Linked DNA regions of Homo sapiens: region 1 is linked to region 2. Evidence: chromatin loops called from intact Hi-C (ENCODE). Cell type or tissue: CD4-positive, alpha-beta T cell. All regions are shown on one strand. Each heading gives the region's core, and the rest is flanking DNA. Links, peaks and the distances in the headings are about the cores only.

The links. Peaks named below come from ENCODE experiments on the same cell type or tissue, not always from the same donor. Only the 100,000 strongest peaks of a DNase experiment are listed, where the experiment ranks them.
Region 1: a loop joins it to region 2, with 5 times the contacts of the local background. A loop is called at or near these places in 3 of 110 quality-filtered maps.

The regions. Positions count from the first base shown.
Region 1 is chr15:24,607,693-24,623,130 of GRCh38, reverse strand. No RefSeq gene overlaps it. Among named protein-coding and RNA genes, the nearest start is that of PWRN1, 57 kb to the right of the region's middle. In CD4-positive, alpha-beta T cell, for the core only: no CTCF peak of the experiment used is centred there; no DNase peak of the experiment used is centred there.
Region 2 is chr15:24,666,160-24,681,597 of GRCh38, reverse strand. It overlaps NPAP1 (nuclear pore associated protein 1), which reads right to left and starts at 5,823. Exons shown (of 1, transcript NM_018958.3): 1 at 1-5,823. The coding sequence starts at 5,730. The coding sequence ends at 2,260. In CD4-positive, alpha-beta T cell, for the core only: no CTCF peak of the experiment used is centred there; no DNase peak of the experiment used is centred there.

The DNA of each region.
Region 1 (15,438 bases), core at 3,136-11,135, 58 kb after region 2:
CCATTCTATTATAAATTGTAATTGAGGATATAGTCAATAAGTTACGCTAGAAAACTAAATATAACACTATCAGAATTAAATGAATCAGGCTGGGTGCGGTTGCTCGTGCCTGTAATCCCAGCACTTTGGGAAGCCAAGGCAGGTGGATCACCTGAGGTTGGAAGTTCCAGACCAGACTGGCATGGTGAAATCCCGTCTCTACTAAAAGAATACAAAAGTTAGCCAGGCATGGTAGTGGGCGCCTATAACCCCAGCTACTCGGGAGGCTGAGGCAGGAAAATCACTTGAACCTAGGAGGTGGAGGTTGCAGTGAGCTGAGATCGTGCCACTGCACTCCAGCCTGGGCAACAGAGCAAAACTCCATATCAAAAACTAAATAAAAGAAATCAAACTGTCTCTATGTGCCAGTAAAATGATCTAGTATATACAAAATCCTAAGGAATCCACTAATATAAGATTAGAACATAAAATTCAGTAATGTTGTAGCATACAAGGTCAATAAAAAACAAATGCATTCTATTATACTGCAAATCAGCTGAAAAATGAACCTCAAAAAACAATTCCACTTAATATAGCTGGGAACCCTGTACAAGGCAACTGTACACTGGGCCTCATTCCTGGCCCCCAGTGATTTCTGAGGAAGGGGTGAGTTGAACAGGCAAGGAGTGATCTACTCTTACTACGGCCATCTGGAATCCTGGCAGCAACCCATGACCACCAAGGACACTTGAGCTTGCAGGAAGAGCTGTTTAGAGAGGTAATAAGGGTAGGACTCCAGCCTGTGTAGAGCCCAGAGGGTTTGTTGCTGGAATGTCTGTAGCGGAGCACAAGAAGGGATGCCCATTACCCAAGGCTCACCGTGCTCCCCTAGGAGACTTCAGTCTTAGGTCAACTGTTGGACTTGAACACAGCAGGGTGATCTTGCCTGTGAGATGGGGCTATTCCAATCTCAGTGACCCCTATCTGCTGGTTTCTCCTAGAGCCCCAGCTTGGCTGCACTCGCTTGTAGTGCAGCCTCACATCCCTAACTAAGCTGCCTCCCAGGGGCCCACATCATACCTGCTTCACTGCAGCCTGTGCTAGACTGTCAGGGAGCTCCAGCAGAGTGTTCCCTGTTGACATACACCCAGTCCACCCACACCCAAGGCTGACTACAGCCTCCCCCATGCCACTTTACTGGCATGCACTTGCCCACAGTCACCTTGCTACCACTTTGCCAGCACATGTGTGCATGTGGGCAGACCTCACCTTCTCTCCTCCACCTGCCCGTGTGTGCACATGCACCTCTCTGGGCCACTGCTGCTGGCATGAGTACACCCCCTGCCTCCCCTGACTGTGTTGCCATTGCTGGTGTGAATGTACCCATGGGGGCCAGCAGTCCAGCAACCACCAGTGCCCTATCCCAGCTGAGGCATGTGCTCTTCAGTGTGCTGCCACTGCTGCTGACATGTGCAAATAAGCATGGATTCTACCATCGCCACCCTGATAGAGTGCTTTAGCCAGCACCACCCATTGGAGTGTTCTGGCCAGTTGTTCGTAAATATCTTGCCCTTCCAGTGCAGCAGGTTCCTAACTTTGACAGGACAGAGAACAAAGCTGGAGGCTGGATATCAGCCTCACAGAGTTAGAGCACACATCCCAGGAGTACTGAACTCAGCCTAAAATCTTCCAGAAATAAAGCCAATTGACTTACCCCACCATATACCACAATCAAATCCCCAGGGGCATCAAAGAAGATAAAAGCAAAATAACTCATCCAAAGGACAATAATTACAAAGACTGAAGGAACATCAGCCCACTTCCCAAATAATGGTTCTTAACCAGGTTGAAATGGCTGAAATGACAGAAATAGAATTCAGAACATGGATAGGAACAAAGATAATCAATATTCAGAAGAAAGTCAAAACCCAATCCAAGGTTTCCAAGGTATAAAATAAAATGATACAAAAGATAAAAGACAAAATTGGCATTTTAAGACATAACAAAACTCATTTGATAGAGCTGAAAAAAATCACTTCAAGAATTTCAGAATATAATGGCCACTATTAACAGGAGAATCAACCAAGCATAGAAAAGAATCTCAGAGGCTGGGCGTGGTGGCTCATGCCTGTAATCCCAGCACTTTGGGAGGCCAAGGTGGGTGTATCACGAGGCCAGGAGATCGAGACCATCCTGACTAACACAGTGAAACCCTGTCTCTGCTAAAAATACAAAAAATTAGCCAGGCATGGTGGCAGGCGCCTGTAGTGCCAGCTACTCAGGAGGTTGAGGCAGGAGAATGGTGTGAACCTGGGAGGCAGAACTTGCAGTGAGCCGAGATCACATCACTGCCCTCCAGCCTGGGTGACAGAGCGAAACTCCATCTCAAAAAATAAAAATAAATAATCTCAGAGCTCAAAGACTGGTTCTCTGAAATACCTCAGATGAAAATTTTTAAAAAGGTGAAAGAATAATATACAAAACCTCCAAGAAATATGAGATTATGTATAGAGACCAAATTATGGCTTATTGGTGTCCCTGAAAGAGAAGGAGTGAAAGAATGCCACTTGGAAAACATTCTAGGATATTATCCAAGAAACTTTTCCCAAACTCGTTAGAGATATCAACATTCAAATTCAGGAAATTCAGAGAAATTCAGTCAGATACTACACAAGACGACCATCCCTAAGACACTTAGTCAACAGATTCTCCAAAGTTGAAATGAAAGAAACAATGTTAAAGGCAACTAGAGAGAAGGTGTAGGTTACCCACAAAAGGGAACATTATCACACTAACAGTGGACCTTTCAGCAGAAACCTTACAAGCCTGAAGAGACTGCAGGAAGTGGGGGTGAGGGGGTGGGGCAGGATGTATATTTAGCATTCTTAAAGAAAAGAATTTCAACCAGGAATTTCACATCCGATCAAACTAAGCTTCATGAGTGAAGGAGAAATGAGATTATTTTCAGACAAGCAAATGCTAAGGTAATTCATTACCACCAGACCTGCCTTACAAGAGACCCGATGGGAGTGCTAAATATGGCAAGGCCATTACCAGTCACTACAGAAACACACTTAAGTACATAAAGCATTAACACTATAAAGTAACCATACAAAAAAGTCTGCATAATAACCAGGTAACACAATCACAGGATTAAATCTATACATATCAATATTAATCTTGAATGTGAACAGGCTAAATTCCCTAATTAAAAAGTACAGAGTGGCAGGTTCAGTACAGAAGCAAGACTCAACTGTATGTTGGCTTCAAGAGACCCACTTCAAGAGACCACACTCAGGCTCAAAGTAAAGGGATGAAGAAAAATCTACCAAGCAAATGGAAAATAGAAAAAAGCAGAGGTTACTATTCTAATTTCAGGCAAAAAAAAAAAAAGACTAAAAAAATAAAGATAAAAAGACAAAGAAAGGGTAAAGGGTTCCATTTAACAAGAAGATCTAACTATGACAAATATATATGCACCTAACACTGAAGCACGCAGATTCATAAAATGAGTTCTTAGAGACCTAGAATACACTTTGATAATCACAAAATAATAGCCACAGAATTCCAAACCCCACTGACAGTATTAGACAGACCATCAACTTGGAAAACTGATGAAGATATTTATGACCTGAAGTTGACACTTAACCAAATAGATCTAATGAACATCTAAGGAACACTTCACCCCAAAACAACAGAATATACATTCTTCTGAACACATGGCACATACCCTAAAATTGAACATACACTCAGTGATAAAACAATCCTCAGCAAATTAAAAAAACTGAAATTATACAAACCACATTCTCAGAATAGAAACCAATACCAAGAAAATTACTCAAAACCATACAGTTACATGGAAATTAAGCAACCTTCTTCTGAATGATTTTTGGTTAAATAAAGAAATTAAGGCAGAAATCAAGAAATTCTTTGAAACTAATGACAGCAAATATACAACATACCAGAATCTGTGGGACACAGATAAAGCAGCATTAAGGGATAAGTTTATAACATCAAACACCCACATCAAAAAGTTAGAAATATCTCAAATTAACAATCTAATATCACTCTTAGAGGGACTAGAGAAACAAGGACAACCAACCCCACAGCTAGGACAAGACAAAAAATAACCAAAATCACAGCTGAACTGAAGGAAGTTGGGATGTGGAAAACCATATGAAAAACCACACAAATTTAGAAGTTGTTTCATGGAAAGAGTAAACAAGATTGTGATATAGTTTGGATATGTAACCTCGCAAAATGTCATGTTGAATTGTAATCCCCAATGATGGAGATGGGAAATGGTTGGAGGTGATTAGATCATGGAGGTGGTTTCTCATGAATGGTTTAGCATCATTCCCTTGGTGCTGTTCTTGTGATAGTGAGTTATCACGAGATATGGAGCATCTCCCCTTCTCTATCCCTTGGTCCTTCTCTGACCATGTATGATGCCTGTTCCTCCTTTGCCTTCTGCCATCATTGGAAGCTTCCTGAAGCCTCCCCAAAAGCAGAAGCCACAACTTGAACCATAAGCCAATTAAACCTCTCTTCTTTATAAATTACCCAGCCTCTTTATATCAATGTGAGAATGAACTAATATAAAAATTGTTACTGGGGAGTGGGACATTGCCATAAAAATACCTGAAAATATGGAAACAGCTTTGGAACTGGGTAATGGGCAAAGGTTGGAAGACTTTAGAGGACTCAGAAGAATACAGAAAAATAAGGGAAAATTGGAAACTTCTTAGAGACTTGAATGATTGTGACCCAAATGCTGATAGTCATATGAACAGAGATGGCCAGGCTAATGAGGTCTCAGGTGGAAATGAATAACTTATTGGGAACTGAAGCAAAAATCACTTTTTTTATGCCTCAGCAAAGAACCTGGCCACATTGTGTCCCAGCCCTAGGGATCTGTGAAACTTTGAACTTAAGAATGACGATTTAATGTATCTGGTGGAATACATTTCTAAGTAGCAAAGCATTCAACATGAGACCTGCCTGCTTCTAACAGCCTGTGCCTATGTGTGTGAGCAAAAAATGACCTAATGTTGGAATTTATATTTAAAGGGGAAGCAGAGTGTAAAAGTTTGGAAAATTTGCGGCCTACTCATACGGTAGAAAAGTAAAGCCCATTTTCAGGGGAGGAATTCAAGAAGGCTGCAGAAATTTACATAAGTAAAAAGGAGCTATGTGCTAATAGCCAAGACAATTGCAAGAAGGCCTTGAACACATTTTAGAGACCTTTGTGGCAGCCCCTCCCATCACAGGCTTGGATGCCTAGGAGGATAGAATGGTTTCATGGGCCAGGTCCAAGGTCCTGCTGCCCTTTGCAACCTCTTGTTACTGCTCCCTGCATCCCAGCTGTTTCAGCTCTAGCCATGGTTTAAATGGGTCTAGGTCCAGTTCAGGCCACTGCTTCACAGGGTGTGAGCTATAAGCCTTGGTGGCTTCCACATGGTGCTAAGCCTGCAGGCACACAGAGTGCAAGAGCTGAGGCTTGGCAGCCTCCACCTAGGTTTCAGAGGATGTATGGAATGTATGGAAAAGTCTGGGTGTCCAGGCAGAAGATTACTGCAGGGGCAGAACCCTCATGGAGAACCACCACTAGGGGGGTGCAGACACAATATGTTGAGTTGGAGTCCACATGCAGAGTCCCTGCCTAGTGGAATCGTGAGAAGGGGGCCACAGTCCTCCCGAATCTGAAATGGTAGGCCCACTGAAGCTTGCACGTTGTGCCTGGAAAAGCCACAGGCACTCAACACCAGTCCACGAGAGCAGCCACAGGGGCTAAACCTTGCAAAGCCATAGGGGCATGGCTGTGAAAGGCCTTGGGAGCTCATCCCTTGTATCAGTGTGCCTTGGATATGGGACCTGGAGTCAAAGGATATTATTTTGGAGCTTTAAGATTTAATGACTACCCTGCTGGGTTGCAGACTTTCATGGGGCCTATACCCTCTTTCTTTTGGCTGATTTCTCCCTTTTGGAACAGGAATGTTTACCAAATGCCTATAGTTCTACTGTATCTTGGAAGTAACTAGCTAGGTTTTTTTGTTTGTTTGTTTGTTTTTTGACACAGTCTCACTCTGTCTGCCCAGGCTGGAGTGCAGTGGCACGATCTTTGTTCACTGCAACCTCTGCCTCCTGGGTTCAAGCAACTCTCATGTCTCAGCCTCCTGAGTAGCTGGGATTACAGGTGTGTGCCACCATGCCTGGCTAATTTTTTTTTTTTTTTTGGTAGAGACAGGGTTTCACTATGTTGACCAGGCTAGTCTCAAACCCCTGACCTCAAGTGATCTGCCCACCTTGGCCTCCCAAAGTGCTGGGATTAGAGACATGAGCCACTATGCCCGGCCTAAATCATTTTTGATTTTACAGGATCATAGGTGAAAGGGACTAGCCTTGTCCCAGAGGAGACTTTGAACTTTGGACTTTGGAGTTAATGCTGGAATGAGTTAAGACTTTGCAGGAATGTTAGGAAGGCAAAATTGTATTTTGCAAAGTGAAAACATGAGACTGGGGGTCCAGGAGTGGAATGATATGGTTTTGATGTGTGTCAACAACAAATCTCATGTCAAATTATAATCCCCAATGTTGGAGGTGGGGCCTGCTCGGAGGTGATTCGATCATGGGGGCAAATTCTCATGAATGCTTTATCACCATCCTTTTGGTGCTGTTCTTGCAATCGTGATGTGAACGTATTAGGTTAGTGGCAAGTAAAGTCAGATTAAATTGAATACTGTTTCAATTATATTAATACCAATGACTAGAAAAAAGCATTGTAGTACCCATTTTGCAGAAAGTGTGGCAACAAATCTAGGTCTAGCAACAATTTGGAATCAGTTTGGTGATTGTGTTTAATTGCAGCTCTCCTCTTTTCCTGCAGTCCAATAAGTATTTGCATGTCCATTGGCCACCATGTCCTCATGGGAGACAGTGGTGTCATTAAGTCTAGTGCTCACTTTGTAAGGTATAACGTTTGTGTCATTTTCTTCCTTATCCTTTAAGAGGCTTAAAGTTATCTGATTAAATTTAGAGTGGAAGTTGTTCTTATTGACTTTCTTGTTGATTTAAATTAAAATGTGTCAGGCTAACAGGCTGTTGAAATGCAATCATTTTATCCAAAGTTTTAAATTATTTTTATAGTAGTCAGTTAAATCTCTCTATATATCCTGCTGCTATGGGATTATAGAGTAGGTGAAAAGTCCATTCTATATCCCATTTATCTGCCAATGCCTGTGCAATTCTTCATGCAAAATGAGTTCCCTTATCACTTTCAATTATTTTAGGATTCCACAGTGAGCTATCATATATTCTAAGGCTGAGATGGTATATTTGGCATATGGATGGCTAACCACTATTATTAGGTTAATCTCTGCATATGTATCAACCATTGTTACTGCATATTTTTATGGCTGGGATAATTTAATGATCCTATAAAATCTATCTGGAAGCACAAGTTGAAGGTGCTAGGTTCGTACCTATCTATGGATGTAGAATAGCTCTACTTTAGATCAGCTTTACACTGCTCACAATTACCTTTGGCCTTTTGAATTTTGGTGCCATCTTGCTTTCAGTTTCTCATGCCCACCTGTACACTGAGCATGCACCTAATCTCTTTTTTCCTTATGTAGTTATAGTTGTGTTTATGGGGTGTCAGCTGCTTTTGTTGTCTGTTTAACTTTAAAGTCATCTCCCTATTTAATTATAATTGTTTGGTACTTGTGGTATTTCCCATTCTTTTCTCATTTTCTTTTGAGTTGAAGATGTACTACTGAATATCATGAGTTTTCTGATTTTTTGTGTAGCTTTAATTGGGGTATGTTTTGTGTGTTAATGGTTATGATTTCTGATAATGCATCTACATGGTTATATGATTTTGTGGTTTCTGAATTATCTTTTTGCTGCACCAATATAAGAATATCATAATTCTGTTTCATAATTCACATAGTTCCTCCCAATAAAATTTGGACCATATACTTTTATAATTATTTTTTACATTATTTTCTTTCCATGTTTGTAACCACCGGATTATGCCATTTGGAACTGTCATGAGTCTGCAAAAATGTAAATTTTATTTTGATTTTCTGATACCGAGTGTCTGACTGCTAGAATACCTGCAATCAGTTCTGCATGCTTTGCAGAGAGTAATTGACCTGCCTCCTTCAGGATTGTGTAGTCCTGGGGTCTGAGTGCTGCTTTTTCCATTGGGTCGGGCCTTGGGTCACAGAGGCTGATCAGTCTGTAAACCAGGTGTTGGGCAAGACATTTAGACAAGACTAGGCCCAATTTTCCTAGATTGGCATGGATTGTCCCTGTGCTTGGAATACATTCTGGCAAGCCTATTTCAGTCTTGACAGTCTCCTCTGTAAGGAGACCTGGTTGACCCTTAAAGACAGTGTCTCCACCTTGGATTTACCATTTCTATGTAAGCAATGTTGATCAATTTTATCCAGTGAAGGAGAGGCATGTGGCATCTAATTGTAATGTTGTTGCCAGTCAGAGGCTCCGTTTCTTAAGGCTTCATGCCTAAGCCATATGTATTTTCCAAATAGGCTGAATTTGTTCTTAGAGTATGGGAATTTTATTGTCCAAAATCCCACTGGTAGGAAGGTTTTAGAACTTGGTTTCTTTTTACATGGTGACCATGGACCGTGTTCTACATTCATCACTCATTAGAATTCCAACCAAGTTGTGAATCAGAAGATGCACAATGCAGAGCTTGGGATGTGGTAATGTAGTCTTTGAGTGATTCAAGTGCTTATGCTTGTTCTTGTCTCTAGGGGAAATTTTGGGATTTTCTAGTTATCTTATATATTGGTTTTAGGATGATGTTTCAAGAAGATATATGTTGTCTCCAATTACCAAATAAACACCTATTATTCTTTGTGCTTCCTGTTTATTGGTGCCCTAAGGGCTTTTATCATTGTGGTCATTATTTTTCTCCCTTCTGACAACCATTGTACTCTTAAAAATTTACGATTAGTGTCTGGGCCTATGGTTTTCTCTATATGAATAGTCCATCTCAGTGATCTTAAGTGTGTTACTAATTGTCATGTTTCCTGTTTAAGATTCTGCTGGTCATTGTTTCAGCATTGTAATGTAATCTATGTATTATATTATTAGTGATCTGTATTTTAATTGGTTTATATGTAATGATAAAATGGAGTGAGCTATTTAAATATCCTTGCATTGAGCTTTTAAATTGGTATTGTTTGCCTTCATAGGTGAAAGTGGTATATTCCTGGCTTTCCTTGTCTATTGGCATGACAAAGAGCATGTCTGAAATATTTATGGTTACATAGTAGTTTCCATTGTACTCAGTGATCTTATTAATGACTTCTTCGACATCTGGTAATTTCCTGTCATTTTAGTTGAGACTTTATTTAAATTTTTCTAGTCAATAGCTACCGTGATTTCAGAACAGGCCATAATGGAAAAGTAATTTGAAATGCCCATTGTAATAATATGTTCTTTGAGGATTTCCAGAATTTTGCTGTTATTTTTTATATCCTCCCTTTAATGGGTATTGTTTAGTATATGTAGCCTGGTGGGTTGTAGACAGTGTTAGAGGTTTCATTTTAGTCTGTGATAGGTTAGAGAATTTTCACTCCTTTAGTTTCTTTTTTTTTTTTTTTTTTTGAGACGGAGTCTCACTCTGTTGCCCAGGCTGGAGTGCAGTGGCGTGATCTCGGCTCACTGCCAGCTCTGCCTCCCAGGTTCATGCCATTCTCCTGCCTCAGCCTCCCAAGTAGCTGGGACTACAGGTGCCCACCACCACGCCCGGCTAATTTTTTGTATTTTTAGTAGAGACAGGGTTTCACTGTGCTAGCCAGGATGGTCTCGATCTCCTGACCTCATGATCAGCCTGCCTCAGCCTTCCAAAGTGTTGGGATTACAGGCGTGAGCCACTGCGTCCAGCCTCCTTTAGTTTCTTAATAGGCTGCCATAGGTTAAAAAGTTTTGGAATCCGATGCATTCCCATTGTGTTTTCTAATTTTGGTGAACAGTATAAAGTGCAAGCAATAAGTTTAGGTAATAGATTGTATAGAAGCAGAAATTTAGGAGCCTCCGGTTTTTTGGTTGTTTCCTCAAAGTACTTTATATGGACGTTTGTGTCAGAGTGTGCTGCATTGTATCTAATAAGGCTTATTTGAAATTTGGTGTCTAAAAGAAATGTGTATATATGTGCATATTTATTTGTATAGCTATTGTATATCTGTTCTGTTATCCTTAGGTTTGAGCGTTTTAGCCCGTACTTGGAGGGATTTCTAGTTGTTTAATTTTGTCTTTTGTTGTTTCTGTTTTTTAAATTTGTTGGTTCAGACTTGGACGATTGGAAGGTTGTTTTTTTTTTTTTTTTTTTTTTTTTGATGGCATTTCTCTCTTGTCCTCCAGGCTGAATTGCAATGGTGCCATTTTGGCTCACTGCAACCTCCACCTCCCAGGTTCAAGCGATTCTCCCACCTCAGCCTCCTGAGTAGCTGGGATTACAGGCGCATGCCACCATGCCTAGCTAATTTTTGTATTTTTAGTAGGGACGGGGCTTCGCCATGTTGGCCAGGCTGGTTTTGAACTCCTGACCTCAGGTGATCTGCCTGCCTCAGCCTCCCAAAGTGTTGTGATTGCAGGCATGAGACACCGCACCTGGCTAGATGTTTGGAAGATCTTTACTCATTATTTTGGCATCTGGGCTGGGCCTTAAATGGCCCTGTTTCCTTGTGTCCTTGGTTGCCAATTATTTTGTTTATGCTGTGAATTATTTTGTCTGGCTTGCAAATTTGTCTGCCTTGGTTTATTTTGCAAAGGTAAGGTAGGTCAATTTTTAATGAGTTTTGAGACTTTTGTATTGAATAAAAAGAATTTCAGTCCCTTCCTGGGTTTATTTCTTGGTGCTTTTATTAAGTTTGCTATAAATATTACCTTAGGGGTTCCTGAAGAATCTGCTAAAATTTGAACATTTCTAGTCTATCTTTTATGGTTCTCAGTGCTGAGACTGTTAATTTAGGAGACTTTCAGGTTAGGTGGTACTCAGAAGTGATCTCTTCACTTGAAGCTACAATTTCAAATGGGTGGCATATTCGTTGTATCTATCACATACCAATTGATGTGTATTGGTAGCCAAAAATGGCGAATTTTCTTGTATTTCTGTGTGCCTCATATCAAATCATTGCATTTGAGCCCATCTCCAAATATTGTTGGGTCTAAATATGGTTGGATGGATCTCCAGGCTAATGTGATTCACTACCAGAGAGACAGGGCATGCCTTGGGTGATTTTTCATCTTTAGAGATGGGTTTTCTGCTAGTGTAGTGATCTGATGCATTTCTGTGCCGGACAGTACTACAGTGTTTGGTCCATTATTCCATAGATGGACTGGCCAGTCTGCATCTGTGGTTTGTCTTTGGCAAGAATCGGTTCTTATTTTTGGAATTCTTCTCTGGTGTATTCTTTGTTCTCACTGATATACTGTGGTCTGTGATTTCCATGGTTACAATCTGTGATTCTTTTTCTAGTTGTTATGGGCCTTGCCACATAATCTCACCAGGAACCACCATAATCTACTGAGTCCTCTGGATGTGGGTGCTTTGATCCCAGGGATTCACCATTAAATGTGATATATGAGAAGAATTTACTTTCCTTAAAATTATATGAGCTATCTCTTTGCCCTTCTGGTGATTCCTGTCAATACACGAGATGTTTACATGAACAGTTCAGGAATTTCTTCCCTTGGGGTATTGCTAATCAAAAGTTTTACATTTTTAGGCTTTCTCATGACTGACCATAGATCCTCAGGGGTTTGTACAGTAAGAGTTTTCCTGGCTTCCAAAACTATTGGGCACTTAGGGTCTTCAATGCTGAGAACTGTGTTTGGCCTATGAGTCCTCTGGCATGCCTGCTCGATTTCTGTCCTAGAGCCCATATTATGCAATATTAGTTGCAAATTTATATAGTTTCTTAATAATAAATACTTTACTTTATCACCTTAACCAACCTCATACGTGGAGGTTATGCAATAATTAACTTTCCTTTCTTTCAACCAAGTAAAAAATTTGTTTTGCCAACCTCTATTGATAAGTTCCTGCTCAGTATGAGCCCTTGGGCTCCACCAGCTTCCTAGCTTAGCATCAGCCAAGACCCTGTCAGATTTTGTATTTGCATGACATGGGTGGGTTCCATCCCATCACCTAAGGTTTTCCTTGGGGAGCCAGGCTTTCAAGACTAAGTGAGATTATATCTCTTTTTAGACAGTGTGGTAGTTTCTTTGGCCAACTGACTCGATTTCTAATTAAGGTTTTATGAGAGTCCTGGCTTTAGAAATCTCCTTAATGTGGCCAATCATAGGTATCTGATTATAAATGCCAGTTTATTTTAGTTTTGGGAATTTGTCTAACTGTGGAAAACAGTTGCTGACTATGTCAATTGTTGTGAGTGGCACAAGGTCAGACATAAGCTGGTCCATGAACATTTGTGTCTTTCCACAAGGTCAGATATTCATTGATGCTGTTCCAATTGTAAAAGCCACAAGCTACATGGAGTTCCTAAGGAGGCAAATCTCCTTACTATTATCTATTAATTCCATAGTCAGAGCCATGAAGTCTCAAGCCAATCCAGAAGTCAGTCAGTATTGCAACCCATACATAGTAGTATACTAAATCAATAAATAGGTGTAATAGATGAAAAATCCCACATAAAATGACACAACATCAAAAGAAAAGAAGATAGAAAAAGGGGTTAACAAATCCATTCAAGAATAGTGACATGAACAAGAAGAGTGTCCTGCACTAATCCAGAAGGTCTTCAATGTCTTGAAAGTAAGAAGACTTGATTTGAGCAGAGGCTTTGTTGGCAGATGTTAGATGCTGATCATGAGTGGAAGCAAGATTGTGTATATGGAAACAACCATGTCCAGATGATTAAGTCCTGCTTTTTAAAAATGGTCCTTGATTCCTCTTGTGTGGACCTATAGTAAAGGGTTGTGCCTTTATTTGGTTGGCTGTAGTCTCTATTGATTAGGTGAACATCTGGTTCTTTCTGGCATGATATGTCTTTTGAAATAAAAGATGGAGTCTTTTTGTAAGATGGAATCACATATGTAAATGGTCCTCTATACCTGACAGGAATCTGTACTTGGTGTGAAGTGGGGGGTTAGAATGACAGAGAAAGGCAGGCAAACAGAAGCATCCAAGTCCATGACACTGCAAGTCGGCCAGCCTAAAAGTCCCTGCCTATCTCCTCCCTTTTCCCTCTTGAGACAAACCAACCCTGGTAATTCTCAGGGACATCCCCAGAGGGCAGTGACCATCCTCAATTGTTCTGATTTTCATCCTAACAGAAAGACCAAGTGGGCTAGAGTAACATTTTAAGAAAATAGATCCAGACATTTAAAATTACTCCACACAGAATGCATTCTTGGAGGAGCTACTCCTGTCTCATTTATTGACCTTCCCTCCCTCCCTGCCCAGTCCTTCCATGGTCTGCCCTTCCTGCTCCTGACTTCTCACACAACTCATCCCAGTAGTCCTTCAAACCCACAGCCCTCTTCTCATGCTCTGGCCTGTGCCATGGACACACTTGTTCATACTTTCATGTTAACAAAATGGCTGGGCTTTGTGTTCCAGAAAGGAACCTCAGTGTACTGTCTACAGGAATCAATGCTGTCTGTGTCTTTCACAATTAGAACAAACTACACCCATAACAGAGACATACAGAGCTCTGTAAGCATGAGATTCTGAGCAACTTTTGTCTCATCATTCCCAGAAAACTCCATTCCTCTCTTTTACAACTAGAGGCAGTTCAGAGAAAATTTCTGAAAAGACTAAAACAGAGAATGTGTAAAATCTTTCTTTACTAAAAGAGTAGTATTCTCATTCAATTTAGAAAAGCATGCTGCATGAAAAGATGAAAATAGTTGAAAATATATTTCGTAATATAATTATGAATGAATCATTAGACACAAGATTAAAGGCATTAACACACAATACAAAAGTAGAAATGTGGCTGTGGATAATGTTTCCACAGTTTTTTTTTTAAATTAATTTTTACAGAAATATTAAAGGTATTTGCATGCAAAACCTAGAACTAAGAACAAATATTTCAAGGAATTGTCTGAAGTAGAAGCTTGTCATTGATCAGAAAGCAGAATGATTGTTAAATGGCCTCAATTTTTATACAAAGGAATGGAAATCCTTAAATAACCTTAGAAGGAAGGAAGAAAGCAGTTGGGCCTGCAGACCCACAGTGAGGCTATGGATTCAGCTCTGCCTTCTCCTCCATCACCCTTGGTGGGCATAGTCTGAAGGAGGAGGATCTCACCTAATAGGTCCTCTGCACTTGCGCAGGAGTCACACAGGGATATCTGTAGACTCCTGCCCTGTTCACTATTGCTGCTTACAAAGAAATTTTCCTAGACTCCGGAAAGCAGAGAAATAAAATCAGGAGGCATGAAGTTGAATGAAATTCATTTAGAATATACTAATAACACAGGGAATGGTGTGGGGGGTTTTCTAAGATGCACAAGGACCTTAGAGACATAAGCATGAACAGCATTGTTTTAGAGTTCTGTTCCACGAAAGGGACATATATGCAAAGAAGCCCCCAAATGCTGAAGGAGCCGAGAAACCAAAGGATGAAGCAAACAATCCAGTTTGTCAATTTTGTACTTTTGCAAGGAAAGGCCTGCAACAATCATGTGGAAGTATCTACAGATATTTCTGTCCCAAGCTTACTGGCAGTGGTCCAACTTAGTCTATCTCCCAGTCCCTCACAGGAGTGGCTGTCTAATGTAGATGTCCAGGTGTATGTGGGAGGCGGTGGGGGTGCAGGCAGGAGCAAACTAAGCCATTTGTTACCATTGCCACTAAATCTGCATAGCATAGGGGCAAGTCCCTTCCCTTTGCTATTTGCCAGCCCACTCATGCACTGTGATGTCCATTGTGTTTATGTACCCAACCAGCTAGCTCAGAAGATTGAGATATAGTGTTCTAATTTTTGCTAGGGTATCAGCTTTCACATTACCTGGGAATGAATCTGACTAGTTTCCTAAAATATGATACACAATTAGGCTTGCAGTGGGTTCTTGTAACCTTTCCCAAATGTCTTTCCACATAGCAGCTCCCCACACGGGTTTTTTTAAAGTCCATGCTATTCACCCAGGGCCTATTCAGCAAGCGAAGTCATAAGACCCTTTAATACTGCCCAACTATCTCTACAGAGAACAGTCAGCCATGGCTCATGAGTACAAGCCAACTGTGCAGCTCAGAGTTTTCCCCATTGACTGCTTTGCTGCATTCCCATCTCAAACCCAACAGTATTTGTCTGCAATTGCACAGTTACTGCCATACATACACAATGGTTACCCTGGCTACATCCATCTAAGTGCCAAGTGTTTTCAGGAATAGGGGCCGTGCCTTTGTGTACCATTAGAGCCATCTCCAGCGGGGGCTCCACAACAGGGGCA
Region 2 (15,438 bases), core at 3,269-11,268:
ACATGGCAATTAGAGAAAGCACTGGTATTTCTTCTCATAAAGGCGCAAATCCCATCATGGGGGTTTCATTTTCATGACTTCATCTAAACCTAATCACCTCCCCAAAGCCTCACCTCCTAATACCATCACACTGGAAGTTAGGCTTCAAAATATCAATTTTTGGGGGTACACAAACATTCAGTCCATAACGTTATCATCTATCTATCTATCTATCTATCATCTAATCTATCCATCCGTCTATCCATCCCTATGTATATAACAAATTACAACAAAAGCTTATAAGTCATTTCTCCATATTATTTCATTTTATCCTTTCAAAAATCTTATGAGATAAACAGGCCATAGTAAAAGTACTGATTTCATTGAGACTTTTGAAGTTTGAGTCAACTGTTATTACACAATTAGTAAAAAGTGGAGGAAGGAATTCCACTCACATCTCTCCTCTGTCCTCTTCTCTATCCCTCCCTCCCACTTGCTGACTCCATTCCAGCCACATTTCCTTACTAACTGCTCCATGAGGACACCAGGGATCCTTCCTTTGAGCCTCTGCAATGACCACTCCTATTATCTGGAAAGGTCTTTGCTCATATATCTGGCTCAACTGCTTCTCTCTAGGCTTCGTTTAAATTTACCTTCCCAGTGAGGCTTGTTCACAGTGTAAACTGAAACACCTGCTTCTATCTACAATCTCAATCCTCCATGTACTTCTTTATTTTTCATAGCATTCGTTACTGGCTAATTTACCAGATAATTTCCATGTTTTTGCTTCTTTTCTCCCCTTCAACTAGAATATAGGGTCCACAAAGTCGGGAATTTTGCCTTTCTGTCCATGACTAGAGAGAACTGGCCCAGAGGTAGGGTCAGCCAAGTTAACAGTCAAGCCAGGTTTCCTCTACCCTCCACAGTGCAGAAGACCACTAAAATACAGTGCGGTTCTGACTGGGCTCATCTGCTCCACACTCACCAATAAACACACACACACACACACAAACACACACACTCTCTCTCTCTCTGTCTGTGGTTTTGGGCCTCCAGCTTCTGTAGGAAGAGAGCAGGTTAAGTTTAACCTTGAGGGAACTGAGCCCATTCCTCCTGGAACAATGTCAATTTATGAGAACTGTATGTGCAGGGAGAGTGCTTATTTCTTAAGACCATTGATAGGAGTAAAAAATGAGTTGGTGGCTCCTATGAAGGCCTTGGCAGGTACAAGTGTCACTAGTGGCTGCTTTCCATCACAGGCACAGGTGCTCTGACCAGGACCATCCAAACACAAGTATTTAACTAACAATGCTGGCTCCTCTAGGCTGGGCATGGTGGCTCACACCTGTCATCCTAGCACTTTGGGAGGCCGAGGTGGGTGGATCACCTGAGGTCAGGAGTTTGAGACCAGCCTGGCCAATAAGGTGGAACTCTGTCTCTGCTAAAATTATAAAAAATAGCCAGGTGTGGTGGCATATGCCTGTAGTCCCAGCTACTCAGGAGGCTAAGACAGGAGAATTGCTTGAACCCAGGAGGTGGAGGTTGCAGTGAGCCGAGATTGTGCTACTACACTCCAGCCTGGGCTAAGGCTCCGTCTCAAAAACAAACAAACAAACAAACAAACAAACAAACAAACCAAAACAAAAACAATGCTGGTTCCTCTAAAGTCAAAAGGAGCACCTTGGTTGGGCAGGTCCATAGTATTTTTACTGAAAGGGAGACTAGAGGTTTCTCCCTACAAATATCTGGGGCTATCTCCTATTGCACCACCTGCATTTAGCCAGGTGGGCCTCAGGTGCTTTGTGTAAATGGGGGACCAAAAGTACAACCAGTCACAGCCGTTGTGTTGCTGTCCCTCATTGCATGGTTTGTGCTTTGTCCAGGTGGGCCCCAGGTGCTTTGCTGATACATGGGCACATGAGGGCCTTCTATCAAATGAATGTTGACACTCCTGGAAGAGGTACCATCTGTGTTTTGTCCAGGTGGGCCCTAGGTACTTTGTTGGTAGGTGGATACACAAGGGCCTCTAATTAAAGATATGTTGCCATTCACTGCAGATGCACCACCTGTGTTTTGTCCAGGTGGGACCCATGTGTACTGACAGAGAAAGGGAGCACAGGGATGTTGTTGTCCCCTCCTGGTGCACAACCTGAGTTCTGGAGAGGTACATGGCAGGTGCTTGGCATGAAGATGAAACTAGAAGCATGACCATACAAAAGGATAATGCTGGTATTTACAACCACAACTGATGTGGTGTGATCAGGTGAACCACAGGTGCTCTTACGGAAGTTGGAAACAGACATGTCTCCTAACATATGTTTCTTGTCCATAGTAGTGGGTGCTTGAAGTGTAGAATTTTCTCTCTGTCCATGTGTGCTGCAGGATGCACTGTTGAAAAGCAGGAACACAAGGGCCTCCAACTATGGATCTGGTGCCATCCCCTCCCATACCACTGCATGAATTCTGGGTAGGTGGGTCTAAACCAGGAATGTAGGCGGCAGCAGAAGTATATCCAAATACAGGAATGTTGCTAGCCCCTTGTGGTGCAGCAGCCATGCTGTGGCCAGTTGGGTCCCAGGCTGCCTGACCAAATGGGAAAACAGAAGTGGTGCTGGGTGTCCCACTCTGTCCTTGTCCAATGTTGAGTTCTCCTGATGTGGAACTGGGGCCTGGGGCAGACATGCTGAACCCAATGCTCCCACCATCCATAGGGGTTCCAGGTCCCATAATCACTTGTGGGCCTGGAATAGTATTTCCAACCAGTAAGGTACTGTCTCCAGTGCCAGGCATCCCAGTGGCAATTCTAAATCCAGAAGTCTTTGCTGTGCCATTGGGGAAAGCACTTGCATTGTGACCCTCGACTGGCTCAGCATTAACAGGTGTGCCCAATGCAGTATATGGTGATGTTAACTCTGCAAAACCTGGTGGAATTATGCTGCCACTCAGTGGCTGGACTGAAGGAGATGTTAAGCCTATAACTGGTGCTGGGGTTGCTGGATTCCCCAGAATAAAAGAACTGTCAGACTTCTGCTGCCCATCAGTGGCCCCAAGTGTGGAATGAGAGATGGATCCTGTATTTAAAGGATGGCTGGAAGTTGTGGTTGGTCTCCTATCTGCCTGTGCAGGAAAACTGGTGGAGACTTGGGCTGAGGCAATGCTGTCACTGTGTAGTGTGTTCCCAGAACCAGGAAGCCCCATATAAAATCGGATGTACTCCTCCTTCCTGGAGACAAAGGTAGACTGCAAGATGACAGTTTTGGAAGGAGGGGTGGTATTCATGTCACTGGTGTCAATGGCAGGCTTGGATAACGATGCTGCAGAGGCACTGCTCACTAAAGTGGAGGTGTCTGGAGGAACCATGATAGGAAGGCTCAGGAAATCATGGGCACTGGGGAGAGAGGTTTTCTGCTGCGGCCCATCAGGGGCCCCAAATTTGGGTTGAGGGGTGGCTCCTGGATTTAAAGGATGGTTGGAAGCTGTAGCTGGTGCCCTGACTGACTGTGCAGGCAAACTGGTGGAGCCTTGGACTGAGGCAGTGTTGCCGCTGGGTTGTGTGTTCCCAGAACCAGGAAGCCCCAGGTAAAATGGGAGGTACTTCTTGGAGACAGAGGCAGACTGCAAGATGACAGCCTTGGAAGGAGGAGTGGTATGCATAGCATTGGTTTCAATGGGAGGTTTGGATGATGATGCTGTAGAGGCACTGTTCACTAAAGTGGAGGTGTCTGGAGGAGGAATGATGGGAAGGCTCAGGAAAACACAGGCACTGGGGAGAGAAGCTTTCTGCGGCTGCCCATCAGGAGCCTCAAATTTGGGCTGAGGGGTGGCTTCTTTTCCAAAGAGTTGGTTAAAACTTGGGGTGGTATTGTGGAATATAAATGGAAGTGGGGATGTGTAGACTGATGTCTTTCCCGGGTGCCTCTGCTCTGCACTGCAATGTATTTGGGAATTTGGGAGAGAGCTCACTCTGGAGCTTAGGGAAGATGTGAAAATAACAACCTGAGATGGGGCAGTAGTATCCATATTAACTACTTCAGGGTCTACCGCAGTCTGTGAGGTTAGGTGGGCAGATGCGTTTGTTGTGACAGTGGAAATGACTGACGTGGAATTCATAGGCTTGCTGGTGATAACTGAGGTCCCGGTGGAAGGGACTGGAAGAAGAGTCAGGAAGGAAAGAGGAGGAGGGGAATCCACACACATAGATATTGGGGACTCCCTTGTGACGGGAGGCTTGAAGGAGGGTGTGGAGCTAGGAGGTGTTGGGGGGTCAGAAGTGAGAGGCGCTGCTCCTACGACTGAATTATAAGAGCCTCCTTTCTCATTAGACTGATCACCCAAAATGGGAACAAGGTCAGCAGGAAGAGCCAGAGGAGAGTTAGGGATTGTGAATGCTATTTTCTCATCCATTTTTGGTGTGGTGGAAAGTGGAGGGATAGGCAGGATGAGGGGTCCAGTAGCCAGGTCAGCCAAGTCAGGGATGGGCAAAGGAGCTGAGACCTGGGAAGTGTAAGTGGTCAGGGGCAGGGAGTCTGTGGTCTGCACAGGTTGGGAGAAAGAAGGGGCAGGCTGGGTGATGCTGCTGTTTGTCATGGTCTCTGTTTTATCCTCCAAGATTCTGCTATTCCTTTTATACTCAGGGCTCTTCTCCAAGGTGTGTAGGTCTCCCTCAACAGACAGGCAGGGGAGCTTAGCAGGTGGGGGAAGCTCACCTCGATCCCACAGCAATGGCAGTGAAGGGGGCAGCGGCAGCAGCAATGGAATCGACATTTTCCTTTTGCAGGGCCTGTTGCGGGCAGCTCTGGGAGGAGCAGCGCTCCTTGGAGGAATACAGAAAGGCTTCTCATCAGGCATCCTCTTTCCGGACATCAGCGGAATCGGCAAGCCTAGGGAGCTGGGCGGTGGCTCTTCATTCAGCACTTCCGCAGCCAACTTCTGCTGCAGCAGGGAGCAGCCAACGGCTGGCTCAGGGGGCGCTGTTGCATCCGGATCAGGCTTTCCAAGATGCCGGGCACATCCGGCCTGGCTGTGTGTGCTGGGCATGGCAGGGCCTTCCAAGCAGGAGCTCGCTGGAGACGCCTGGGCCTTCTCACTCATGCTGTTTTCTGAGAACTTGTGGTAGACATTTCCCTCCAGAGGCCCAGGGCTGCATCTGAAGGAGGCCACGTCTCCCTGGGTGCCCTGGGACCTGGATGTGGACGATGCTTCTCCGCTGCTAAGGGGGGTCCTTTTCTCGTCATCCTCCCCTTCGATCTGCACCGGATCCTCATCCTTCTTCACTCTTCTGGGCCCTTCTTGGGCCCACACCTCGGTCTCCTCCAGGAGAGTGGCTGGGATGGGCTTCCTGGCCTTGACCGCCGGCTCACGTGGTGAAGGCAGCAGGAGAGTGAACATGCGGCTGGGAGGAGGGATCCTTACGGAACTGGGGTGTCCAAACCTCGGGGGGTTCCGAGCAGGCAGCATGGGTGTCTTCCTGATGGCCAGCCCCCAACCCACAGCCGGCAGGACCCCCAGAGGGGCGGCCGCAGCCCGAGGGAGAGGACACGGCCTCTTAGGGGCGACGAAGATGCTGGCTGCTGAAGGCCTGCGACGGGCGTTCCGGCGGAACAGGCCGCGGAAAGGGCGCGGGGTGGGTACAGAGTGAGCCCGACCGGGCGGGGAGGCGTCCCGGGACAGGGGAGCGGGGGCGCCACGCCCTGGCCCTGGCAGGGGCCGGCGGCGGCACCCGGGTCTAAATTTACTAAGTAAATTGCCCATTTAGAGCTAGCCGTGCCTCCTACCGTAAAACAGGGTCAGCAGTGGACTCAACTCTCCTCAGCCACCGCCTCCTCTGGCGACCAAGCACAAACTGACTGGCTCTACGCCTGCGACGCCGCCGCGAGGTTCCTCACAGAACCAGGGAGCGCCAGCGGGGGCGCAAAAGGCAGGGGTCAGAGGGCAAAGGGCGACGCCCCGTCGGCCCCAGCTGCCCCAGGACCCCCGGAAGCCCCGCTGCCGGTGGCAGGTGTTGCACCGCGTGGCCTCTATGAGGGAACTGCTGGGGCCTGCGGGCCCATCGCCAGAGCTCTTGTCACCTGGGCGCCGGCTCTGCCTGTTCCTTAGCCCTGGCCCGGCGCTGTTGCACGCAGTGGCCCTGTGTCGGCCGTCCCCATTCCCCGGTTCACAGAGGGCACATCTGCTTCAAGTTAAGCACAGGACAACCTATATCCTGCCAGCCTCCTCTAGGACCTTGGCAGTGCTCTGTGCTGCCTGGAGCCAGGTGTGCCGTCTCTGTGGCGCCAGGGTCACCAGCCAGGCCGTGAGGGTTTCCGAGGAGGGGACGTGGTGCCTTGTCCTGACTAGATGCTACGCCCTACCACATCTCTTCCTGGCAGGCAGGGCCTCTTCACTTCTTTTCACAAATTTGTTTTAAACAACATTTAAGGCTGGGCGCGGTGGCTCACGCCTTTAATCCCAGCACTTTGGGAGGCCAAGGCGGGTGGATCACCTGAGGTCAGGAGTTCGAGACCAGCCTGACCACCATGGTGAAACCCCATCTCTACTAAAAATACAAAAATTAACTGAGCGTGGTGGCACGCACTTGTAATCCCAGCTACTAGGGAGGCTGAGGCAGGAGAATCGCTTGAAAGCGGGAGGTGGAGGTTGCAGTGAGCTGAGATCACCTCACTGCACTCCAGCCTGGGGGAACAGAGCAAAACTCTTGTCTCAAACAAAAACAAAAACAAAAAACCACAACAAACAACAGCAACAACATTTAAGCCTTAGGCTGCTTGCTCCTTGGGTCATTGATATGACAGTGGCCTAGCCAGGCTTCGAACCTGGGCTGTGTGATTCCAGAGCTGGTGCCGTGGCCTGTGTGCCTCCTTGTTATGGACACATCATGTATTCTCATTATTTCCTGTAGTCCTTAGGGTACCTAGCACACAGCACATCTGTATTAAGCACATGCGTTCCTAGGGGGAAGCCCTTACTTCACCTCATAAGTTGGTCATGGCAGGCACTGGGCTCCAGTCTCCTCTGAAGACATGGGGCAGCGACCCCCAATAGTCAGCAAAGCAGCATCCCACACTGTTCTTCTAATTGAGCCTTGCAGCCCAGATTTCCTTTTTGGTCTAGTTTGAAGGATCTAAATATGTAAAGATTATAGTCCAGATCCATTTTGGCCTATCCCGAAAGAAATTCACCAGTGGATTAATCCAAATGGATAAGCCAGTTCTCTGGCCTTCTTGGAATATGTTAGAAAGCAAATTCATCATGTATTTGCAAGTCAGTAGTGGAGCAATGTATTCGATTAAAATATGATCAATACAATTTGGTCATTGTCCGCATGCCAGCAAGGCCCACTCTTTACCACACATTACTGTCACCTAAGTATAACTATCCATATTCTTATGCCCAAGGAAGGAGACTTAATATTGGTTTTTAGGACAAAGGAAATATGTGTTACTGTTTTAAGAGCTGGAAGTTTCAGCATGACAAGAAAGATTTGGAAAATCCTACACATGACCTTATCTAGTTTTAATCTTGTTTCTTTGGTTTATTTAACTGGACTGCTTTGCTCTCTTTGGGCTAATGTTGTGTGCCAGACATAGGACATGTGGAAGGTTCAGAACCAAGAATCAGAGATCAGTAAAAATATTTTAATGTATTTTTTAGTTTAAAAATCGATTTAAAATAACATCAAACCTAGTTAACATACTACAAAATCCTTTTTATCCCCCTGTTCATATATTTTATACTATGTCAGAGTAAATGTGGGCTTCCATACCCAACAAAGCTTATGTTTCTAGGACACAAAGTTTTGCTCAGACCCAAATTCTGTTTAAAAAGAGGAGACATATTATAAGTCCTTCCTAACCTCTCAGGGAACCGAGAAATTGTTTACAATTATGGCATTTAACTGTAATCTCTTGATATCATTTGAGGAGAGTTTAATAAAAAATAATCTCTTGATTTTATTTGTTTAAACAAAAAGAACAATCTGGTACAAGTTTTGGACAAAGATTTCCTACAAGAACTCTGAAACAAAATCAAATGTCAGGCTTATTTGAAAACAATAAATTACAGCATTTTCCCCCAAACAGGAAAAATGCATTAAACAAATAATGAATATTGGGGCTTCAGGACAATAAAAGGAAATTTGGACAAGGGTATTCCAGAAAAATCCACCTCTTTATTTTTCTTGTCAAATGGGAATAGATGCTTTTTTTGAATATAAAATCTTCCTTGTGTTTGTGAGGCAAAATAACATTAGATGGCAACTGATTATTCTGAGATCTTTTGACTTGGCAGACGCAAACATGTTGAGATGAAATTTGTCAAGGCAAAATATTTTCCAAAAATTTAATTTAATAATTATATAAATACTGTGATAATAGCAACAATTTATAGTTGCCAGGTGAGATTACTTGTAATTTAATAATTTTTTAAAGCACCAATCTCCAGTCATATCAAATGAATCTCTGGGTGGCTAGCTTTGTATAGAATTGTGGTAGTGACAATAAACCATACCTAGCACCCTATAGTTGAACACTTTCACCAACAACCCACTGTAAGTCATACAGAGTTAATGTGAGGACACACTGAATCCTTTGGACTTTATTGACTCATGAACCTCATTAAATGAACTTTTTTCCCTAAAATAATTTCAGTCTCCTCTCTCGTGAAGAAAAGTTATCTGAAAAAGGAATGTGGAGGAAAGAGACTTTATTCCAGTGAACTGTTTGCATCCTCTGTTGCAAAACAAAGGTGCATTCCAGAAAACAAAGGGAAGACTTGGGTTTTATAGCAAAAGTTCGCTGTCCAGGTTCCCACATAAGTTTCTTTAGGCAAATGAAGGTTTGAAACTGGCTTAGTTCTGGCCCACTGTGGTGGCTCACATCTGTAATCCCAGCAGTTTGGGAAGCCCAGGTGAATGGATCACTTGAGATCAGGAGTTTGAGACCAGCCGGGGCAACACAGTGAAACCCTGTCTCTACTAAAACTACAAAAATAAATAAATAAATAAATAAATTGGCTGGGTGTGGTGGTGCACACCTGTAATCCCAGCTACTTCACTGGGTGAGGCGGCAGAGGTTGCAGTGAGCCAAGATCATGCCAATGCACTCCAGCCTGGGTGACAGAGTGAGACTCTGTCTCAAAAAAAAAAAAAAAAAAAAAAAAAAAGAAAAAGAGAAAGAAAGACATTGGCTTAGTTCCAATTGGCCAGTGCAGGTATAAACTCTAGTCAGCAAATGGCTGCTGGGCTGTATTTTAAATTTACGCCCAGTTAGCCACACAGGATTGATTTAGAAGAATTGGCTCTTTCAGATTCACATTTGTCCACACTCTTCCGCCCTTTACTGTAACCAGGGCTCAGCAAGGACAGACAGACTTTGTGCTGCTACTTCTTAGAGTAGCCTTTCCTTGGTTGTTTCATCTATTTCCTCTCCAGTTAACTTTTTGCTTTTCAGAAATGTATCAACACCTTTCTGTGGTTGATGACTTCCACAATCTCTTGGCTTTCGTTGGTCTACTACATTTTGGTATTTGTATACTTTTATTTAAGTACAATTTCAGGAGGAACACAAAGTAAATATGTGTTCCTGGTCTGTCACCTTGAACTGAAAGTTCCTGTTCATTCTAGAAGCCAACCTTCCCATAGGAGAAAACTACCCTTAGTATTAACAGATGTAGCATTCAAGACTTTAATTTTTCTTGAGGAATCAATCACTAAGGATTTAGGATATGGTAATTTCTGTATGGGGAAATAGTACCTATCCCATGGAGTTGATTGGAAGATTAAATTACATAATCGATATAGAAATGCTTTGTAAAATTTTAATTTCTGTGAAAATGCTTTTTTGTTGCTATATAAATTTTATGATTTTTTTTATGTAAGACCGTGTTTTTTGGTTAACTGTTTTGAAAACCAAACTGCATTTTTCATTAGCTCAATGGAAATGAATGGCATTGTTTTTGAGGGTGGGGATGAAGCCATAGATATTTCTCGATATCTATTACTTCACAATATTTTCAGCAACTAATTTACTCATGTATTCCTCTTTCCAATTTTATTGAGGACCTACTTCCTCAAGAAAAGTCAGATGCTTTATTTCAGGTTTTGGCAAACATTTTCTAGGTTTTAAATATTTAAGTCTTTGTGGGCCAAATGCAGTTTCTTTAGCTCCTCTTCCTCCTCCTCTTTTACCTCCTCCCTTTTATTCTTCAGGAACACTTTTAAAATGTAATCATCATTATTCGCTCACAGGACATACAAAATGATCTGTGGGTCATTTTTGGCTAACCCCTGATCTATGTCTTTACTGAGTAGAAGGCACATCTTTGAGTAAATCGCTTGTTTGAATCAACCAATCTTTTTTTTTTTTTTTCTTTTTTGAGATGGAGTCTTGCTCTGTCATCCAGGCTAGAGTGCAGTGGCGCGATCTCGGCTTACTGCAACCTTCGCCTCCTGGATTCGATTCTCCTGCCTCAGCCTCCTGAGTAGCTGGGATTACAGGCACCTGCCACCATGCCCAGCTAATTTTTGTATTTTTAGTAGAGATGGGGCTTCACCATCTTGGCCAGGCTGGTTCCAACTCCTGACCTCAATGATCCACCCACCTTGGGCTCCCAAAGTGCTGGGATTACAGGTGTGAGCCAACGTGCCCAGCCTGGTCTCCCCAATCTTGTCCTTAATTTCCTACAGTCTCTAATCAAAATGATCTCCAAGAGAGATCCTGTTGAAACGTAAGTCAGATAATATCACCCAAGCCTCTTCAATGGCTTACTCAAAGCAAAAGCCAAAGTACTCAAAATGCTTCCAAAACCCTAGCAATCTGAGCTCTCCATTTCCTTTCTGACTTCATTTCCTTCTTTCCACTCTGATCCCTCTTTCCCCTACACAGTGACATCATCCTTTCTGTTACCTGAATACTATATGAACACTTTTGCCCATGGCTGTCCCATCTGACTGTTTTCTTTACCATTTCTTTTCTAACACTCATTTTCCAGACATACACATCATTGTTTCCTAGGATCCCATTATGTTTCTTCTTAAATTTCACCTTCCACATAATTTCACATTGCAACCCCCACACCAACTGACACTCTTCAACTCCCTTCCCTGCATTATATTTCTTTCTAGGACATATCTGATATACTGTTTATTTTACCTATTTATTTAAATTTAATTTACATGTGTACACTTATGTTTATGTATTTGCATATTCATTTGTTTACTCCCCCCCACCCAAATAGAAGGTAGGAATATTTACTTTTTCTTTTTCGCTAATATTCCTTGAATATACCTGTAAACCAGTACCTGACATTTAGTAGGGTATCAATAATTTTCTTGAATGAATTAAGGTGTGGGTTGATTAGTGAATTAATCCCTAGGGTTTCTGAATTGAAGATTTGTGTGAAGAGGAAGGCAGCATGGCTGGGACAGGGTACTGTGAGAAGCAGTATTTGGAGTTCTCTGATGTGTATCTTAATATATAGATTTTTGTTCATTTAAATAATTTTAACAGGGTAGTTGGGAACTAGTTTAGGGAGACACATCACAAAATTTTTGTAGTGGATTATGTAGGGTTCTTTTAAAGTATGTGTAAGTATTAAAATATATGCATGTGTATACACCTCTATTAATTTATTGAACGCTTTACAAGAGCCCTTTGAAGTAGCAAGTATCAGTATTCTTCATTTACAGATGAGCTTAACTTGCTCAAGGTTGTATCATAATTTAGTTATAAATGTAAAACTAAACTTTGAGTTTTTGAGCAGATCCTCCCTAGAAAGCTGTGACTTATTAATAAGATTCTGGTAACCCACAGAGATTTATTCAGCTTCCAACAATGTACAAACTACAGACTCAGTTATGGGTCATTCATTTTAATAAAGGGAAAAAGATTTATCCAGCACAAAACATAGAGAATATTAAATGTTATTCTCTATTAAGATAAGTAATGGGAATAGTAGGCTCCAGTCTTTCTAAAATAGCTGGAGACCATCATATCTGCATTATGGCCATGGGGATGTTCAGCCAGGCTGCCTTTCTCTGTCACTCAGAAGAATTCTGATATTATATAATTATACTTATTGAAACAGATAAGGGACATTGGGCAATTAAGATTTCTTCAGCTTGATTTTTCCAGAAGGCTTGCCTGTAAAATGAAGATAGTTGGTCTGAACACATTCAGGTATGTAGAGGTTGTTAGGATCTTACTTTTGGCAGTGAATAAAGTGAGCTTATTTTATCTCTGCAGCCTCCCATATACCTATGTCCAGCCTCTGTTTTGTGTTTGGAAATAACCAAGTATAAATTAAAAATCAAGGTAACTAAAACAAATTATTTATTGATGTATATAAGCATGCAGAACTAAATGTGATCTAGTTTAAATATTTATTTAGTGTTGTATGTTTGGGAGGAGCCTTCAAGGTATCAGAAAATGAAATTTAACTATCCTGTTGTAAACTACAGTACACACACACATTGAATTACCAGTTCTGCTCACCTATAGAATCATCTTCAGGTGCTACACATTCCTATGTACCTGGTATGTATCATTTAGCTTTCACAATTTTTCAATTACTTCTTAATACTCAGTATTCCAATTTCAATCTTGCCAGGACCTGCACCAGTTATGTAGAAGACAAGAATTTTATTTTCTGTTTATTTATCTGTGTTCAGAACCCAATGAAAGAACAATAAAGTGGGATTGAGGATATCTAGGTTCTTGTTCCAGATCTATCAAAAAATAATTGTGTCCCCTTGAGAAAGTCATAGTCATTTTGGGGTCCCTTTACTTCTCTTTGTTTTGACAGAGTCCTACTTGACTCAAAAAATACTTGATTCTTCGTAGTAGTCGTTTTTATGTCATTGGTATTGTAGTAGTTGTTTATATGTCATTGGTATTCTAAAACAAATAAAGACAATTACATATGAAGCTGTGTAGCATCTCTTTAACTATGTCTTTAGAGCTTCCTCCATTTTATAGAAGATAAAATGGCAGAGATAGAGCAGAAGTGGATGGTTCGACTGGGGGTCCAAAATAGATGGAACTAAAACATATTTCCTTCATTTCTTGAGCTCATTTAGCTAACACATAGCCTGTTGTATATTAAATTGCATTTTAAAGGTGGGCTATTCTTACAGGTCTTCCAACAAATAGCAGAACATATTGAAATTCTTAAAAGATCACCTAACCTTGTGAGATTTACAGCTGTATTTTCATGTAAAGCAAGTTGTATAAATGCCAAGTAATCACCTGAACTTCTAGATACTTCTCAGAACTAAAGTTCTGAACCTCTTGAGGTTTGCTTCTTGCTATCTGAAGTTTATACCAGATGGCAAGGAGCAAACCAAGGAGAAAATAGAAAATTTCTATTTCAAAATAGAAAAGTGGTTAACTGGATTTTAATACCAAATAAGCATTTATATATTTACTTATGATACATGAATTTATTGTACCTATTAATCACTTTATCTGTGGGAAATGCAAAACTATTTGATACATAGGCTGCTTGATTTATCTATTTTCCCAAAAAGACTGTGACTTTCTGAGGAGGAATTATATTTCACTATCATCTATAAACAGAACCTAACACAATGTCTAGGAAACAGTCAATAAATATACAATAGATTAATTAGCAGATAGACATGACTTTTCTTCCAGAGGAACACATTCTTAAGAAAGTGCCAAGACATGAACAAATAGAAGAAATTATTTCTAGTTACAAAGTGGCAACTGACATATAAGTGATACAAACAAGAAATACTATACTAATTCAAAGGAGGCATAAAAGCGCTTATGGGATTTTCATAAGATAAGCCATTTGAATAAGGGAGAGATGGCTTGTGAGTTAATCAGGGGAGAAGTCACAGAAAACCTAGCTTTTGGTCTAAGCTTGAGTTTAAATCAAAATTGTAATGTGATTATATTACAGGTGAAGGTAATGGGATAAACTCACTACCCTAAGACTTGCAGAGCTTAAGATGGTTGTCCAAGATCCAAAAACGAATACATTGTGGACCAGAATTCCAATGAAGTCCTGATGAACTCTAAACTCCAAGATTTTTCTGTGTTATTACGTTGCGTTTAACAATAAGTTTTTGGTGGTATCATAGAAACTGTCTTTAGAATGTGGGTGAAAAATAATGGCATTGAAGAATGAATGGTCTTTGTCCTATTATCAATGAATGTGAAGAACACATTAAAAGGTTCAATGAAAGGACTAATCAACAAGAGTGACATTAACAAAATGTCAGACTAGGAAGCTCCAAGCTCTGGAAACGCCAAAAACACCAAAGAAGGAAACAGAAACTGGCTCTACTAACCTTATAGAAACTCCGGAAAATAGTCAAAGTTTTTAGCAAACAAACACATTCTGAATCAGGAAAAAGCCACCTTCAAATGGTAAGAAATGTTGTGTTACTTTCACTTGGCTTTGCCCAAATTCCCATCTCCCTTCTCGTGTATCATGGTCTTGGCCTGGGAGAGATGACAGCCCAGTTACCAGTCCCCTCACCCCAACCTGCAGAAGAGAATATTTTATTTGCAATGTTCTAACCTCTCTGGGTGCTGCTTGAAGGATTGACTTCTATTTCTCCTAACTCAGATTTCAGGTGGAAAAAATGTCAGCTTTCTGCTTGTCAAAGCTACAGGGAGACTACAGACCTGATGCCTGGGATAAAGATTACAGGTGGAAATATGCAATAGACCATCTAAGACCCAGAGGGGAATCAAGGGTCAGACTTTTTGGAAAATTAAGACATTCAATGGAAGCCATGTATATGGGAGAGTTGAGAAGGCCACTTTCAGGCCCAGGAAAGATGCATACTCAGAAAAGACCTAAGAAGACCTTAAATTTTCATGTATGGATGTCCCTAGGCTCAGAGGAAGTCCAGCTAATGGGCGAAGGACTGCCCTGCACAGAGCCAGTCTGCAAAAATAGGAGATGTGTCTATTTTTCAAATGTCCAGTTTTCTTTTTCTTTTTTTTTTTTTTTTTTTTTGAGACAGACTCTCGGTCTGTCTCCCAGGCTGGAGTGCAGTGGTGCGATCTCGGCTCACTGCAAGCTCTGCCTCCTGGGTTTAAGCAATTCTCCACCTCAGCCTCCAAGTAGTTGGGACTGCAGGCACCCACCACCAAGCCCGACTAATTCTTTTTGTATTTTTTAGTAGAGACAGAGTTTCACCATGTGGGCCAGGCTGGTCTTGAACTCCTGACCTCAGGTGATCCGCCCACCTCGGCCTCCCAAAGTGCTGGGATTATAGGCATGAGCCACCATGCCCAGCCAAATGTCCAATTTTCAACTATGACATATCACAAAGCACATAAAGAAACAGAAAAACATGACCTAATTAAAGGAACCAAATTAACTGACTGAAACCATTCCTGAGGAGTCCAGAAAAAAAGGATGAAGTAAGTGAACAGAGCTTAAGGTAAATGTGGGACACCATCAAAGGGACCTATATGCATTATG